Linked DNA regions of Homo sapiens: all the other regions are linked to region 1. The links are chromatin loops, found by intact Hi-C in ENCODE. Cell type or tissue: endothelial cell of umbilical vein. All regions are shown on one strand. Region 1 overlaps FBXL2 (F-box and leucine rich repeat protein 2). Region 2 overlaps SUSD5 (sushi domain containing 5). Region 3 overlaps SUSD5 (sushi domain containing 5).

What was found. Peaks named below come from ENCODE experiments on the same cell type or tissue, not always from the same donor. Only the 100,000 strongest peaks of a DNase experiment are listed, where the experiment ranks them.
Region 2: it touches region 1 in a loop (4-fold over the local background); 1 of 110 quality-filtered maps calls a loop at or near these places.
Region 3: it touches region 1 in a loop (7-fold over the local background); 1 of 110 quality-filtered maps calls a loop at or near these places.

The regions. Positions count from the first base shown.
Region 1 is chr3:33,317,115-33,322,114 of GRCh38, forward strand. All of the region lies in intron 2 of FBXL2 (F-box and leucine rich repeat protein 2), which reads left to right. Among named protein-coding and RNA genes, the nearest start is that of FBXL2, 42 kb to the left of the region's middle. In endothelial cell of umbilical vein, a CTCF peak has its summit at 2,091 (motif pointing left); DNase peaks (open chromatin) are centred at 1,407 and 2,007; H3K27ac peaks cover 2,426 bases.
Region 2 is chr3:33,209,220-33,214,219 of GRCh38, forward strand. It overlaps SUSD5 (sushi domain containing 5), which reads right to left. Exons shown (of 5, transcript NM_015551.2): 2 at 4,709-4,886. Among named protein-coding and RNA genes, the nearest start is that of SUSD5, 7.1 kb to the right of the region's middle. In endothelial cell of umbilical vein, no CTCF peak of the experiment used is centred here; a DNase peak (open chromatin) is centred at 2,422; H3K27ac peaks cover 1,564 bases.
Region 3 is chr3:33,184,407-33,189,406 of GRCh38, forward strand. All of the region lies in intron 3 of SUSD5 (sushi domain containing 5), which reads right to left. Among named protein-coding and RNA genes, the nearest start is that of SUSD5, 32 kb to the right of the region's middle. RefSeq lists an enhancer at 2,571-2,865. In endothelial cell of umbilical vein, no CTCF peak of the experiment used is centred here; a DNase peak (open chromatin) is centred at 2,925; H3K27ac peaks cover 1,481 bases.

The sequences.
Region 1 (5,000 bases):
CTTGAACTCCTAGCCTTAAGCAATTTTCCTGGTTCAGCTTCCCAAAGCTATGGGATTATAGGCTTGAGCCACCATGCTCAGCCTAATATATGAATTTTTCATCACCCCCCAAAGTTCCCCAGTGCCCCTGTGTACCAGTTCCCCTTCCCCGCCTCTCGCACCGTGTTGGTGATTATTCTTTTCACAGAGAATACACTTACACCTCAACCTCAAGAGAGAAAACCCAAATCCCATTCATTCACTGCATCCAATTCATAGTTCAGGGTCTGTGGGTGATATGCATTCCTCTCCATCAGATCTGGATGTGGTACTTAATGGTTTTGTTACTCTCCCTCAACTACTGTCTCTCACCCCATATTCAGGAGCAGGGACAGGATAACAACAATAAACAATAAAACTTGTAAAAAGGAAGAATGGAAGACACACATCATTGTTTTGTAGCAATGATGAGATTCTGCTAAACAGATATTATGAAGCCCGCCTTATCCTAGCAGTAGGGGTATGTTTCTGTTCTATTCCATTCCATTCCCTATTTTGTTTACTGGAGGGGGCTCCCTTACCATTGGTCTTGGTGACTTTTAACTCCAGCCTCAGAAAGGTCTTACTTGCTCATTATTTTCCATGACTACATCTGAAGTGGATGTTAGGGAATATGCCCTTACTGGGGACTGTACATGTTGAAAATCCCTAATCCAAAAATCAGAAATCTGAAATGCTCCAAAATCTGAAACTTTTTTGAGCACAGACATGAAACTCAAAGGAAATCATTGGAGCATTTTAGATTTCAGATTTTTGGATTAGGGATACTCAGCCCATACTTATTTCACAGCCATTTCTTACCTGTGTAGTTTTGGGAACCTTAGGATTAGTTGATAATCACAGCATGTTTTGGGCCAGGTTTCTGGGTTTTTTTTGTTTTTTTGACAGAATTTAAGAACTTAGTAGTCTTCTAATTACCACGCTCTAAATTCATTCTTAGACTGTAGCCCCAGACGTCTTTTGTTTTGTTTTGTTTTGTTTCCTGTTCCCCATGGCTGTTTCTCACTGGTATCTATCTTGAGACATCTGAAACATAGGTGTGGGATGAAGGAGAGCAACTTTAATCTGATCTTTGCTACAGGTCTTGGTTGTTCTGTTTAACAGAGATTTGCAGCTCAAAGTGCTTTTCAATCTTATTTTTACTATGTGGCATTTAGAAATAGTTGACTTTTCTAACAATCTGAGGCTCTAAGTTTCTCTTTTCTCTTCCCTTTTATTTCTGCTTGCAAACCAACTAGTTATTTGTTGAGTACTCTTTCTTTTAATGCCTTGATAAATATAGGAAGGAGAAACCATTATTTGCTAACCTTTTGGCACTTCGTAATCTCTTCTCTAGATCTGCATTCTTTGTCTGCTGTCCAGATAATCATAAGCAATTATATTACATAACATGTCTTTATCTTGCCAGCTTCAGATGCATGTTTCCTGTGCTGTTACCCACTAGATGGACACACTAGACAGATGTCACATATTTTAGATTTTTGTTCGAAGTAGCACCTCACATCAAGATATCTGTTTCTAAATTAGTGTAGTTAGAGTAGGCTAATGTGGCATATACATCTAATTTTTTAAACATAACTGATGTTTTTTAAACATCTATTATTGCTCAACTAATAGAATTCGGTGTGTGAAAGGTCAGCAGGGCAATCCTCCTCTCTGTAGTTATTGAGGACCTTGTTGAAAGAAACCCTTCTGTCTTCAACCATGGCTTCCATTTATCCAGCTTACTTTTCATGGCTAGATCTCAGTTACATGGCTGTACGTACCTGCAAGGGGGTTTGGGAAATGTAGTATAGGTGTGTTTCCTGAAGGAGAAGGGAATGTGGATTTGGTGAGCAGCTAGCAGTTTCTAACACGAACTTCATTATTTGTAAAGCACGAATCCCAGGCAAGATGGGAGTTTTCTAGATTTTCCTTTAGGTGTTTTAAGACGTCACAGTCCTGGGATATATCAAGACAGAATTATAATTTTGATCATCCCTTTTGTATCTTGTTCAAATTTTACAAACTAGGTACTGCAGTGGTTCAGCACAAACTTCAAGTATGGGAGCCCCCTTGTGGGAGTGCCCATGGCAAGTTTATCTAACCTAAGGATGATTTTTTTTTTTAGTGAGGACTTATTGAAAATAATTTTTTATATATCTCTTTATTATTTTAACTATTATTGGAACCATTTGAATGTATTGCCTATTAAATAAATTAAAAAATAAAGTAATTCATCAAGTGGATGTATGATGTAATATACATGAAGTATCTATGAATTTTTAACTTTAAGAAATAATTATGGAAATTATTCCTGAAGACATTCCTTCATTTAACAGCTACTTCCTGAACACCACTGTGCTTAGAATGTTGAATTATTGAATTCTTACATATTTACTTCGATGAGCAATATCACAATCATGAAAACTGTATCATTGCCTGGGGAAATAGAATGTGTTTGTTGGAACTTAAGTGGTTCTCTTAAATGTAAGAAATAATACCTTTAGCATCTATACAGTTGATTATGTATTTTAATGTATGAGTTATTTCCAAAAGAAGGTATCATATTAACCATGAATAACTTTTATTTTTTTAAAAAATTGAAATATCAAAGCATTTCTTTATTCATTTGATATTTGGTGCTTATTTTGGTTCACACACTTTTCTAGGGGCACAAGAAGGAAATTAATGTCATTTAGGAAAATGTCACTTTATTTTTGTTTCATTTACCTAAATTCAGACATCCAAAAAATATGTAAGATATCTAAAGACAAAATCTCACAGAAGATGTGCAAGTCCTATATGGAGATAGTGATTCAGTGTTATTAACAGACATTAGAGGAAATATTAATAAGTTTCAAGAAATATATTCATGTATAGATAGGCCCAGTATTACAGATATACCCATTCTCCCTAGATCTATGGATTCAATGCAGTTCTAATTCAAATGCCATCTGGAATTTTGGGGGGGACATTTAAAAAACTGACTCTGAATGTATATGATCAAGTGATAGCCAAGATATTTTGAAGAAAAATAGATATAGGGACTGCTCTATAAGCCATCATAATTTATTATGAAGTTATAACAAGTAAAACAGTAAGGTATTTGGCATGGAATAGAGAACCAGAAACAGACCAATGCATGGGTACAGGATATAACACAGGGAAATGAGGGACAATATATGGTTCTGGGATAATTATTTATATGGGGAAAATAAAGAAATTGGATCCCTACCTCACACATACAAAAAAAATCATAATTGAATTAAAAACTTGCATGTGAAAGGAAAGACTTTAAAACATTTAGAAAAAGTATTGGAGGCTATGATCTTGGGGTAGGAAAGCATTTCTTTTTTTTTTTTTTTAGACGGAGTCTTGCTATGTCGCCCTGGCTGGAGTGGAGTGGCGCAATCTCAGCTCACTGCAACCTCTGCCTCCAGGTTCAGGCGATTCTCCTGCCTCAGCGTCCTGAGTAGCTGGGACTACAGGCGTGCACGACCATGCCTGACTAATTTTTGTATTTTTAGTAGAGACGGGGTTTCACCATGTTGGTCAGGCTGATCTCGAACTCCTGACCTGGTGATCCACCTTCCTCGGCCTCCCAAAATGCTGGGATTACAGGCGTGAGCCACCACACCTAGCCAGGAAAGTATTTCTAAAACATGACACAAAAATTGTTTACCATGGAAGAAAAGATTGTTATATATTACTACATTAAAATTAAAAACTTTATTCATCAAAAAACACCCTGAAAATTGAAAGGAAAGCCACAAACTAAAAGATACTTGTAGTACATAAAACCAACATATTCTTAGTATCCAGAATTTATGGAATTTATAAAGAACTCTTACAAATCAATAAGAAAACGACAAACAATCTAACTAAAAAATGGGGCTGGGTGTGGTGGCTCACACCTGTAACCTTAGCACTTTGGGAGGCCGAGGCAGATGGATTGCTTGAGGTCAGGAGTTCAAGACCAGCCTGCCCAACATGGAAAAATCCCATCTCTACTAAAAATACAAAAATTAGCCAGGCATGGTGGCACATACCTGTAATCTCAGCTACTTGGGAAGCTGAGGCAGCAGAATCACTTGAACCCAGGAGATGGAGGTTGCAGTGAGCTGAGATTGCACCATTGCACTCCAGCCTGGGTGACAGAGCCTGACTCCATCTCAAAAAAAAAAAGAAAAAGAAAAAAGAAAAAAAAGAAAAAGAAAAATGTGCAAAAAGCATTAACTAGTATTTTAAAGGAGAGGAAGCATAAATGGTGGAAAAAAATATGAAAAGATACTTCACATCACTAGTAATCACAGAATTTCAAAATAAAGATTACAAGTGACCATCTACTCTCGTGAGATTGGCAAAAATTAAGAAATGTGACATTATCCACAGTTGGAGAGGATGAAGATTCTTTTATACAGTTAATGTGTCACTTAACAATGGAGATACGTCCTCAGAAATGCCAGGATATGTTCTGAGAAATTTGTTGTTAGGCAATTTTGTCATTGTGTGAACATCGTAGAGTTGACTTACACAAAGCTAGATGGTATAGCCTATTGCATATCTAGGCTGTATGGTATAGCGTGTTGCTCCTAGGCTACACACCTGTATGACATGTTACTGTACTGAATACTGTAGGCACTTGTAGCAGAATTGTATTTGTGTATCTAAATGTAGAAAAGGTACGGTAAAATTATGGTATCATAATCTCATGAAACAACCATTGTATATGTAGTCCATTATTTACTGAAATGTCATTATCCAGTGCATGACTGTACATTGCTGGTGGGAAGGTGGTCAGTACCACCACTTCAGAAAACAGTTTGTCACTGCCCTGTAAAATCAAACATTGGCATATTCTGTGACCTGAATTGCCACTTTTGAGTATACCCTTAGGAACCTGCAAATGTACACGTGGTGACTAGGTGATTTTTTTTTTTTTTTTTTTTTTTTTTTTTTTGAGACTGAGCCTCACTCTG
Region 2 (5,000 bases), 110 kb before region 1:
TCATATATGATTCTTACCAGTCTTACCATGATGTGCCTAGCTGTGAATTTCTTTGTATTTGTCTTACTTGAGCTTTGCAGGGATTCTTGAATCTGTGTCTGGATGTTTTTCTTCAATTGTGGATCATTTTCATATTACTTTTATTCTATTTTCTTTTATCTTTCTCTTCTCCTTTTAGAATTCAAATCATATTACATCTTCTTTGTCTTTTACCCTTTGTTGTATAATTTTTCATCCTTTTTCCCTCTGTTATTTATTCTGGATATCTTCCTCTGAAATATTTTCCAGTTCACTAATCCTCTCTTTGGCTCTTTTTTTTAAAAGTCTTTCTCTCCTTTCCTTTCCTTTTCTTTCTTTCTTTCCTTCATTCCTTCCTTCCTTCCTCTTTCTCTCTTCCTTCCTTCCTTTTCTTTTCTTTCTCTCTCTTCTTTCTTTCTTTTCTTTTTTTTTCTTTTCTTTTCTTTCTTTTTGCAACAAGGTCTCACTATGATGTCTAGACTGTATTTAAACTTTGAACTCCTTGGCTCAAGTGATCCTCCTGCCTCAGCCTCCCAAGTAGCTGGGACTATAGGCATGCACCACCATGCCCAGCCCTCTTTGGCTCTTTTTAATCAGCTATTAGGTCTATCCATTAAGTTCTTAATTTTAGTTACTGAATTTTTCATGTCTAGAGTTTCCATTTGGTTATTTTTACAGTTTCCACACTCTGCCAAAATTCTCCTTCTCATCTTTTATATCTTTGAACATGTCAAGGATAGTTATTTTAAAGTCTGCATCTACCAATCCTAATGTCTGGAGTTTCTATTACCTATTGTTTCTTCTGAATTTTATTCTACTTGCCTTGTCTCCTCATGCAACTAGTTATTTTATATTGTGTGACAAATCCTACATTGGCTAAATTGTTTGTTGAAATTAATTGAGGTCTAGGATACTATCTTCCTCAAAACATAATTTTTATTTGATTCTCCTAGACATCTGGAGCACTGGAAATTCAGGGTCATCTCAATCCGAATTCATGGCTATAGAGTATTTGAAGATGTGCTGCTTCTCCTAGGAGGGCCTGCGAACAGTTCACTGTACAGTGTACTGTGTCCAGCTTACCCTTAGGGCATAGCCCTGCAAGGTCCCAACCCAAAGCAAAACGGCTCACTGGGTCCCCTCCTACACAGAAGGTGAATTCAAATCTCCAACCTCCTAGTCCCATGTGGCTATTAAAACTGCTATTCAGCTTTTTAGCCACACTTTATGGAATCTGCAAAGGTTTCCAGGAGACAAGTGGCCCAAAAGTCTGAATTCATCATTCTAGGCCTTTATCATTCTCTGGATTTATGTGTACACTCAACATAAATTCATAGAGATATAGGGCAGATGTGCTAGATGTCTACTATGCCATCAATTACAAGATGCACCACACATTTAATCATTGCTTTTCAGTGTGTGGTGAGGGAGTGGAGACCTGGGCAGGAAAGGCCCACAGTGAAATGTACATACTAATGGTCAGATGCTTGTTTCTAGAAAAATAAAATGAAAGGACATTGAATAGGAATGGTGAAAAGAGAATAATATGTTTTAAAAAATAAATTAAAAAGGGATAGAAAAACTATTTTAATACATTGTATAGTAAATATAACAAGTATATTTTCTTTATTTTCTTTCTTTCATTATTTATTTTGAGACAGAGTCTAGCTCTGTTGCTCATGCTGGAGTGCAATGGTGCCATCTTGGCTCACTGCAACCTCTGTCTCCCTGGTTCAAGCGATTCTCCTGCCTCAGCCTCCTGAGTAGCTGGGACTACAGGCACACACCACCATGCCCAGCTAAGTTTTGTATTTTTTTATTTATTTTTATTTTTTTAGTAGAGACTGGGTTTCGCCATATTGGCCAGGCTGGTCTTGAACTCCCGACCACAACTAATCTGCCCGCCGTGGCCTCCCAAAATGCTAGGATTACAGGCATGAGCCACTGCACCCAGCTGTATGTTTTCTTTGTAAGGTAATATCATTTCAGCCTGCAGAGATCCACTAATATGTCTTAATACCTTATAGTAAACCTACAGAAGATGGACCTTTCTAATCATCCAGTCCTGGCATACAATGCTTGAGAGACCTAAGCCTAGTTGCAAGCGGTCTCTTCAGAATCTGTGAATACTCTGGTTATCTGATGAAATTTTATAGTAACAGGATTATGAAAAAATATTCCTACTTGACTACATTATGGAAATGCATGCACAGGGCATATTTTGTCTATTCAAGAGCATAGATATAAAATGTAAGGCAGAGAGGACCACAGTTCCAGATTCACCAAAAGGCTTTGGATGTAGCCTCAGTTGTCCCTTTATTCAGTTGCTGCTTCATACTTGGCACATTTGGAGACATGAGTCAGCATGGCTATGTTTTCTATGGCCACTCGCCAGCCAGACATCTTAGGATCATCATCTACCAAAGTAGTTCTTGGTGCCTTGTTTGCTTTCACATTTCCTGTGGCATGAAGGAAAAAGTGAAGTGGCTCCTGCCTTCTCTGAGCATGACTAAAGAAGTGTTTATTTCTGCTTTTGTTGCCTGTGTTTTTGAGATCTTATTAAAATATTTTCCCAGACCAATATCCTGAAGCATTCTTCCTATGTTTTCTTCTAGTAGTTTTATAGTTTTGGGTCTTACATTTAGTTCTATAATCTACTTTGAGTTGATTTTTATATGAGGTGAGAGGTGGGGGTCTAGTTTTATTCTTCTGCATACAGATATCCAGTTTTCCCAGCACCATTTATTGAAGATACTGTCCTTTCCCCAGTGAGTGTTCTAAGTTCTAGTGTTCTATACCACTGTAGGATGGCCATAGTTAACAATAACATATCATTTCAAATAGCTAGGAGGATATTGAATGTTCCCAGCAAAAAATAAATGATAAATATTTGAGATGACAGATATGCCAATTACCCTGATCTGATCACTCTCAATTATGTGTGTCAAAACATCACTACGCACCCCATGAATATGTACAATTATTATTTGTCAATTTAAAAAATAAAATTAGGCCAGGCATGGTGGCTCACACCTGTAAACCCAGCACTTTGGGAGGTGGAAGCCAGAGGACTGCCTGAGTCCAGGAGTTTGAGACCAGCCTGAGCAATAAGGCAAGACTTTGTTTCTACAAAAAAAACTAATAAATTAATAAAAATTTAAAACAAAGCAGGTTTCAGCACTATTAGAAAGATTTCTCCTAGCTGGCCATAACAATTACTTCTCTAAAGGATTCCACGGGTCAGGCACTCAAATAGCCACAGCAGGAATGGCTAGTCTTGCGTATAATGTCTAGGGGCTGAGCTGGCAAGACTCATAGGCTGGCAATAACTCAATGGCTGGGGGCTAGAATCACCTAGAGGCATCTTCATTCACATTTTTGGCAGTTAATGCTAGCCACTGGCTAGGACATTGGTTAGGGCTGTTGGCAAGAGCCCCTAAAGGAGATACCTCCATGTGGTCTGGCATTCCTCACAGCACACCCATCTCAGCACAGTCAGACTCCTCATGGCATCTCAAGGCTACAAAAGTGAGTGTCCCCAGAAATCTAGACAGATGCGGCATGGATTTTTCCAACCTAACTTCAGAAGTCACGTAATCTCACTTTTGCTGTATTCTATCAGTAGAGGCAAACACACCTATTGATGGCAGTGGTGTGAAAAAATTTGTGGCCATATTTTAAAACCTCCATACCACGTTCCTATACATATACATGCAGATGAGTATCCACAGAAAAAAGGGATAAAGAATGTATACCAAACAATTAATAGTCATTATCTCTGAGGTGGAGAAGAAGAGAGAAACTTAACTTTGTACTTTATATATATATGCATTATTTGAAATTTTTACAATAAGCATGTATTCTTTTTATTACTTAAAAAAAATTCAAGGCTAGGCAGGGTGGCTCACGCTTGTAATCCCAGCACTCTGGGAAGCCAAAGCAGGAGGATTGCTTGAGGTCAGAGTTCGAGACCAGCCTGGGCAACATAGCAAGCATTTTTTACCTCTATAAAAAAAAAATTAGCCAGGTGTTGTGGCACATGCCTATAGTCTTAGCTATAGGAGGCTGAGGCAGGAGAAACATTAGAGCCCAGGATGTTGAGGCTGCAGTGAGCTATAATTGTGCCACAGCACTCCAGCCTGGTGGACAGAGTGAGACCCTATGTCTAAAACAAAAAAAGAAAATTCAACATAACAAAGTAAGGGGATAAAAGAACTATGACAGAACTCCAGAAAAATGCTTTTGTAAGTAAACTCAAACATGAACACACACCAGGCGTGGTGGCTTACACTCTGGGAGGCCGAGGCAGGTAGATCACCTGAGGTAAGGAGTTCGAGATCAGCCTGGCCAATATGGTGAAACCCCATCTCTACTAAAAATACAAAAATTAGCTGGGCATGGTGGCACATGCCTGTAATCCCAGCTACTCGGGAGGCTGAGGCAGGAGAATTGCTTGAACCTGGGAGGTGGAGGTTGCAGTGAGCCTAGATTGCACCACTGCACTCCAACCTGGGCAACAGAGCTAGACTCCATCTCAAACAAAACAAAACAAAACAAAACAAAACATGAACACGCTACTGCCCACTGTACTCTGCCTGTATGGTACCTCAACAGAACAATTACTGAGTCCTATATAAGCCTTGGTGGTGCAACTGGGGTGAGTTGGAAAAGGAGTGCTCGCCTAACTTACCCAAGAGTACCATCTGCTAGCCAGCCAGTGGTGCACACCGCAAAGGAGCAATCCTGTACCACTCTCCGCAGCTCGTCTGCAGATGCCAGGTGAGCGCCCCTGCTCTTGCAGGAAAGCCGAGCAGCCTCCAGTTGTAGGCCCTGAGAGCCATTCTGAGACTCCAGCACAAAGAACTTTCCTGTGTGGGAACAAGAACAAACACATGTGGATTTCAGGATCCATGGGAAGTTAGTCTCAGCAAACATCCTCTGGCAGACGCCAGTTAGAACTGTAGTCCTTGCCTGAAGGCCCA
Region 3 (5,000 bases), 130 kb before region 1:
TTTGGGTATTTATCCTACTTGGTGTACTCTGAGCTCCCCAGATCTGTGGTTGGTTGTCCGACATTAATTTGATGAAATTCTTGGTCATTACGATTTCAAATATTGCTTCTGTTCCTTTCTTCCTTCTCCTTCTGATACTTCCATTATGTGTGTGTTATAATTTTTGTGGTACCCCATAGTTCTTGGATATTCTGTTCTCTTTTTTTGTCTTTTATTTCTCTTTGTTTTTCAGTTTTGGAAGTTTCTATTGCCATATCTTCAACCGCAGATATTTTCTCCTCAGCTGTGTCCAGTCTACTGATGAGCCTATTTCTGTTACAGTGCTCTTGATCTCTCACATTTCTTTTTGATTCCTTAGAATTGCCACCTCTCTGTTGCTATTACCCATCTGTTCTTGTATGTCATCTAATTCTCCCATTAATGCCCTGAGCATAGTTATCATAGCATTTTAAAATTCCTGGTCTAATAAATTCAATGTTCCCGCCCTATCTGAGTCTAGCTCTGATGCTTGTTTTCAGTCTTTTCAAACTGTATCTTTTGTCTTTTAGAATGCCTCGTAATTTTTGTTGAAAAGTGGACATGATGTTCTGAGCAAAAGCCACTGTGGTAAACAGGCCTTTGGGAATGTGGTGGGAAGCTGTGGAGGGGAGAGGAAGTGTTCTAGAGTCCCATGACTAGGTCTCAGTCTTTTGTCAGCATGTGCCCCTGGACTGTGAACTTCATCAGTGCTTCTCATTTTTCCCCTCCCATCTAGGTGAGAGAGGATGGCTACAGGGAGCTGGAGTTGGGAATTTCCCTCCCTCCAGCAGGTCAGGCTCTGAAAAAATATTTTGTTCCTGATCACAGGCCTTGTTAAGAAGAACAGAATATTCTGGGGTATTTCAAAATGGTTCTTTTTCCTCTCTGTTTGCTGGAAGCAAAAGATTTTTCTCTGATATTTTCTGTAAGGACCTGATAGAGCTCCTGGAGGTAAAACTTCCAAAAGCATGGGGGCCCCTTGATGACTGGGTCCCCCTGGAGTTTTTAACTCACAAACTTGTCCACCCTGAGCTTCCAGCAATTCATCAATTACAGCTACGTTTTCCTACCCTGGCACTGGTTTCTTCCAATTGTTCTGCTTAGGTAACTTGTGATTATCTGTTTTTACCTGTTTCTCCAATTCTAGGGACAGCAGTTTGCCCTGTGACCTCACTTTGCTGATGGATCTAAGAAGAGCTGTGGATGTGTCAGTTTGTTCAGCTTTTTACTTGTTATGATGGAGCAGTAACTTCTAAACTCCTGACATGCTGGGCCAGAAACCAGAAGTCTTTTTCTTTTTTTCTTTAAATATTACAGCTCTTTCCACATTAATACTATAATCTACTTCAATCTTTGGTAGCAGACATTATTTAATCATTAGACAGATATTTATGTTGGTTCCAACTTTTCATGATTATAAATAATGCTTCAATGAACAGTCTCAAATGCACATTTTTGTACCTATCTTATTTCTTTAGGATAGACCTCTAGAAGTGGAACTGCTGCATCAAAGTAATGTTACAATTAAAAAAAATTCAAATTCAAATTTCCTCTTCTAATTTTACAGGTTGTTTTCCTTTAGTCTTTAGGCAGTCAAGTTACCTAAGAAGCATATTGCTTAAAAGAAGATAGACTTTGGGAGGCCAAGGCGGGCGGATCATGAGGTCAGGAGATTGAGACCATCCTGGCTAACACGGTGAAACCCTGTCTCTACTAAAATACAAAAAATTAGCTGGGCGTGGTGGCAGGCGCCTGTAGTCCCAGCTACTCGGGAGGCTGAGGCAGGAGAATGGCGTGAACCCGGGAGGTGGAGCTTGCAGTGAGCCGAGATTGCGCCACTGCACTCCAGCCTGGGTGACAGAGCAAGACTGTGTCTCAAAAGAAAAAAAAAAGAAGATAGACTGAGAAATGATGAAAATAGAAAATAATAAAAAATACGACTTGTGCTTTAAGCCACCCTGACTGGCCTCGCAGCTTGTAGTTTGGTAGCACTTTCCTTTCTTTCTTTTTTTTTTTTGAGACAGAGTCTCATTCTGTCACCAGGCTGGATGGAGTGCAGTGGTGTGATCTTGGCTCACTGCAACCTCCGCCTCCCCGGTTCAAGCGATTCTCCTGCCTCAGCCTCCTGAGCAGCTGGGACTACAGGCGCGTGCCACCATGCCCAGCTAATTTTTGTATTTTTAGTACAGACAGGGTTTCACCATGTTGGCCAGGATGGTCTTGATCTCTTGACCTCGTGACCTGCCCGCCTCGGCCTCCCAAAGTCCTGGGATTACAGGTGTGAGCCACCACGCCCGGTCAGCACTTTCTTAAAGACGCTCATTGCTATGCATATCCTTTTATATGAGAGAGATTTTGAATGAAGAAGTGTGTGGCTGTACTTCAGGAAGACAGCACAGAGTGACACATTTTGACCAAAACTACCTTGACTCTCTGAGTCAAGGAGCCTAGGAGATCAAGTGCTTATTTCACCTATATGGCAATTCGGGACAAGCAGTTATCTGAAACCCTTGCCACAAATTCAGATGCATCCTCCGCAGGGTGAGTAGGGGAGAATCATGTAGGTGAAGAATGAACCAAAGTCATCCACCTCAGTTATGTCAGGCTGGACCAAATTCCAGCTGGTATCTCAAAGGCAAAAGGCCTGGACTTTCCACCTTTCTCAGCTGCCCATGACTCATGCTGGATGCCCCACTGTTTTCTTCCACCAGGATCTACTGGAAGGCTGTTCAGCAAACACTATGAAAGGACTGATTAATACTTTCAGTCTCACATAAATCTATCTAAGGAACACAGGGAAACTGTTTTGGAAGTAGAGAAGGAGGAACTTCAGGCTAAACTCAGATCCCACCAGACTCATAAGATCTTCTTCAGAATTAATTTTCAAAACGATATGGGCTAGAATCTGGCTCAGGAAAACCGCAATAATGCTGCTGAGAGTCTAGGTACATACACCATATGTTTCTGGATTTCCCGCAAACATTCAAGACAGGAAACACACTTCTGAGCTGGTGTGATTCAGAAGCTCCAGTACAACAGTGCTATGCGTTAACACAACCAAGTGCGTGCCAAAAACACCACTCATATCCAGGTGCAACTTGAATTAGTTCCTTTCACCAATCTTCTCATCTTGAACCTCACAAGGGAGCTATGGAAAACAGCTGGCTATATACCTGGACCTTCTTCTCCTCTCTAGGGAAACTTAACATTTGGTAAGTGTACTAACAGTCTTTTTTTTTTTTTTATACTTTAAGTTTTAGGGTACATGTGCACAACATGCAGGTTTGTTACATATGTATACATGTGCCATGTTGGTGTGCTGCACCCATTAACTCGTCATTTAACGTTAGGTATATCTCCTAATGCTATCCTTCCCCCCTCCCCCCACCCCACAACAGGCCCCGGTGTGTGATGTTCCCCTTCCTGTGTCCATGTGTTCTCATTGTTCAATTCCCACCTATGAGTGAGAACATGCAGTGTTTGGTTTTTTGTCCTTGATACTGCTTCTCGATTATTCTGTAGATAGAAATTGTGGTTTGTGAACACAGATTTAGGACCTGGGTTTCAACCATTTCAACATCAAGAGATATATCTATTATTTTTCCTTCCAAGAAAAGAAGATTTTATAAAAGATTCTGTCTATCAACCAAATGTTTATTCATAAGCACATTTATTTCACTCATTTTTCAATTTAAAAGGGCACATTTGCCTGCCAATCAAAGCTTCTGATAACCAGTGTTTCCACAAAGAATTTAGAACTCATATGAAAGTTGATGCTTTTATTCTGATAAATTGTTGACTTTCATCTTGACCTTTGAAATTTTAAAGAAGAGCCTGCAAAACTCAATTATTACTTTGCAAGACAAAAATGTAAAATTCTGAAACAAATGCCTGATCTTTCCTCCTTCCTTTTGGTGTTACCCAAGCTATGTGTCTTTAGGGCCCCCTGCTAGCTCCCTCCCACTCACTCCACAACACACAACCAGCATTGTCCTCCCCAAGAACAGTTAGTTCTTACACTCCTCTACATCAGTGGTTCTCAAAGATGAACATGCATCAGAATCACCTGGAAGGTTTGTAAAAATACATCTGGCCCTCCTTTTGAGTTTCTGACTCTGTAGCTGAGGCCCCAAAATTTGTATTTCTTGAAAGTTCCTAGGTAATGTTGAGACTGCTGGTACAAGGACCACCCTTGGAGAACTGCTGCTGTGGATCAAAAACCTATCCTCAAAAACAGGCAAAACCTATATGTGGTGATAAGAATTGGAATAGAGATGGGCCTCTGGCTCTGCTGGAGTAGGGAGGGGCAGAAGATTATTGGAAAAGGACTCCAGGGAACTTTCTGGGGTGAAGAAAATGTTCTATATCATGACTGGGTGTTGATTACACAGGTGTATACATTTGTCAAAACTTGTCAACTTTAGATCTGTGCATTTTGCTGATGTAAATTATACCTTAATGAACTAAGTTAATTTAAAAAATACCTCCCCTTAGAAAAATCTGTAATTTATTCAGCATGAGGTATAAGTGGTTGAAAATTATTCACAACCTCTCCCAATGGATACTTCATGCCTTAAGATAGTGATTTCCAACTTGTAGGGATTCTACCAGGGAAGCAATATAGTATTTGCAAGATGTAGGCAAGTTCATATGCAAATAAACCCTGCGTCAATCAACCAATAACTCTAAATCAATTACTAATACATGGAAATCTACATGATAGTACTCCTTGAGTTTCTCCTCCTAAAAACTTATTTAAAAAATATTCTAGCCGGCTGGGCGTGGTGGCTCACACCTGTAATCCCAGCACTTTGGGAGGCTGAGGTGGGTGGATCACGAGGTCAACAGTTCAAGACCAGCCTGACCAATATGGTGAAACCCCGTCTGTACTAAAAATACAAAAATTACCTGGATGTGGCGGCGCACGCCTGTAGTCCCAGCTACTCGGGGACTGAGGCAGGAGAATCGCTTGAACCCGGGAG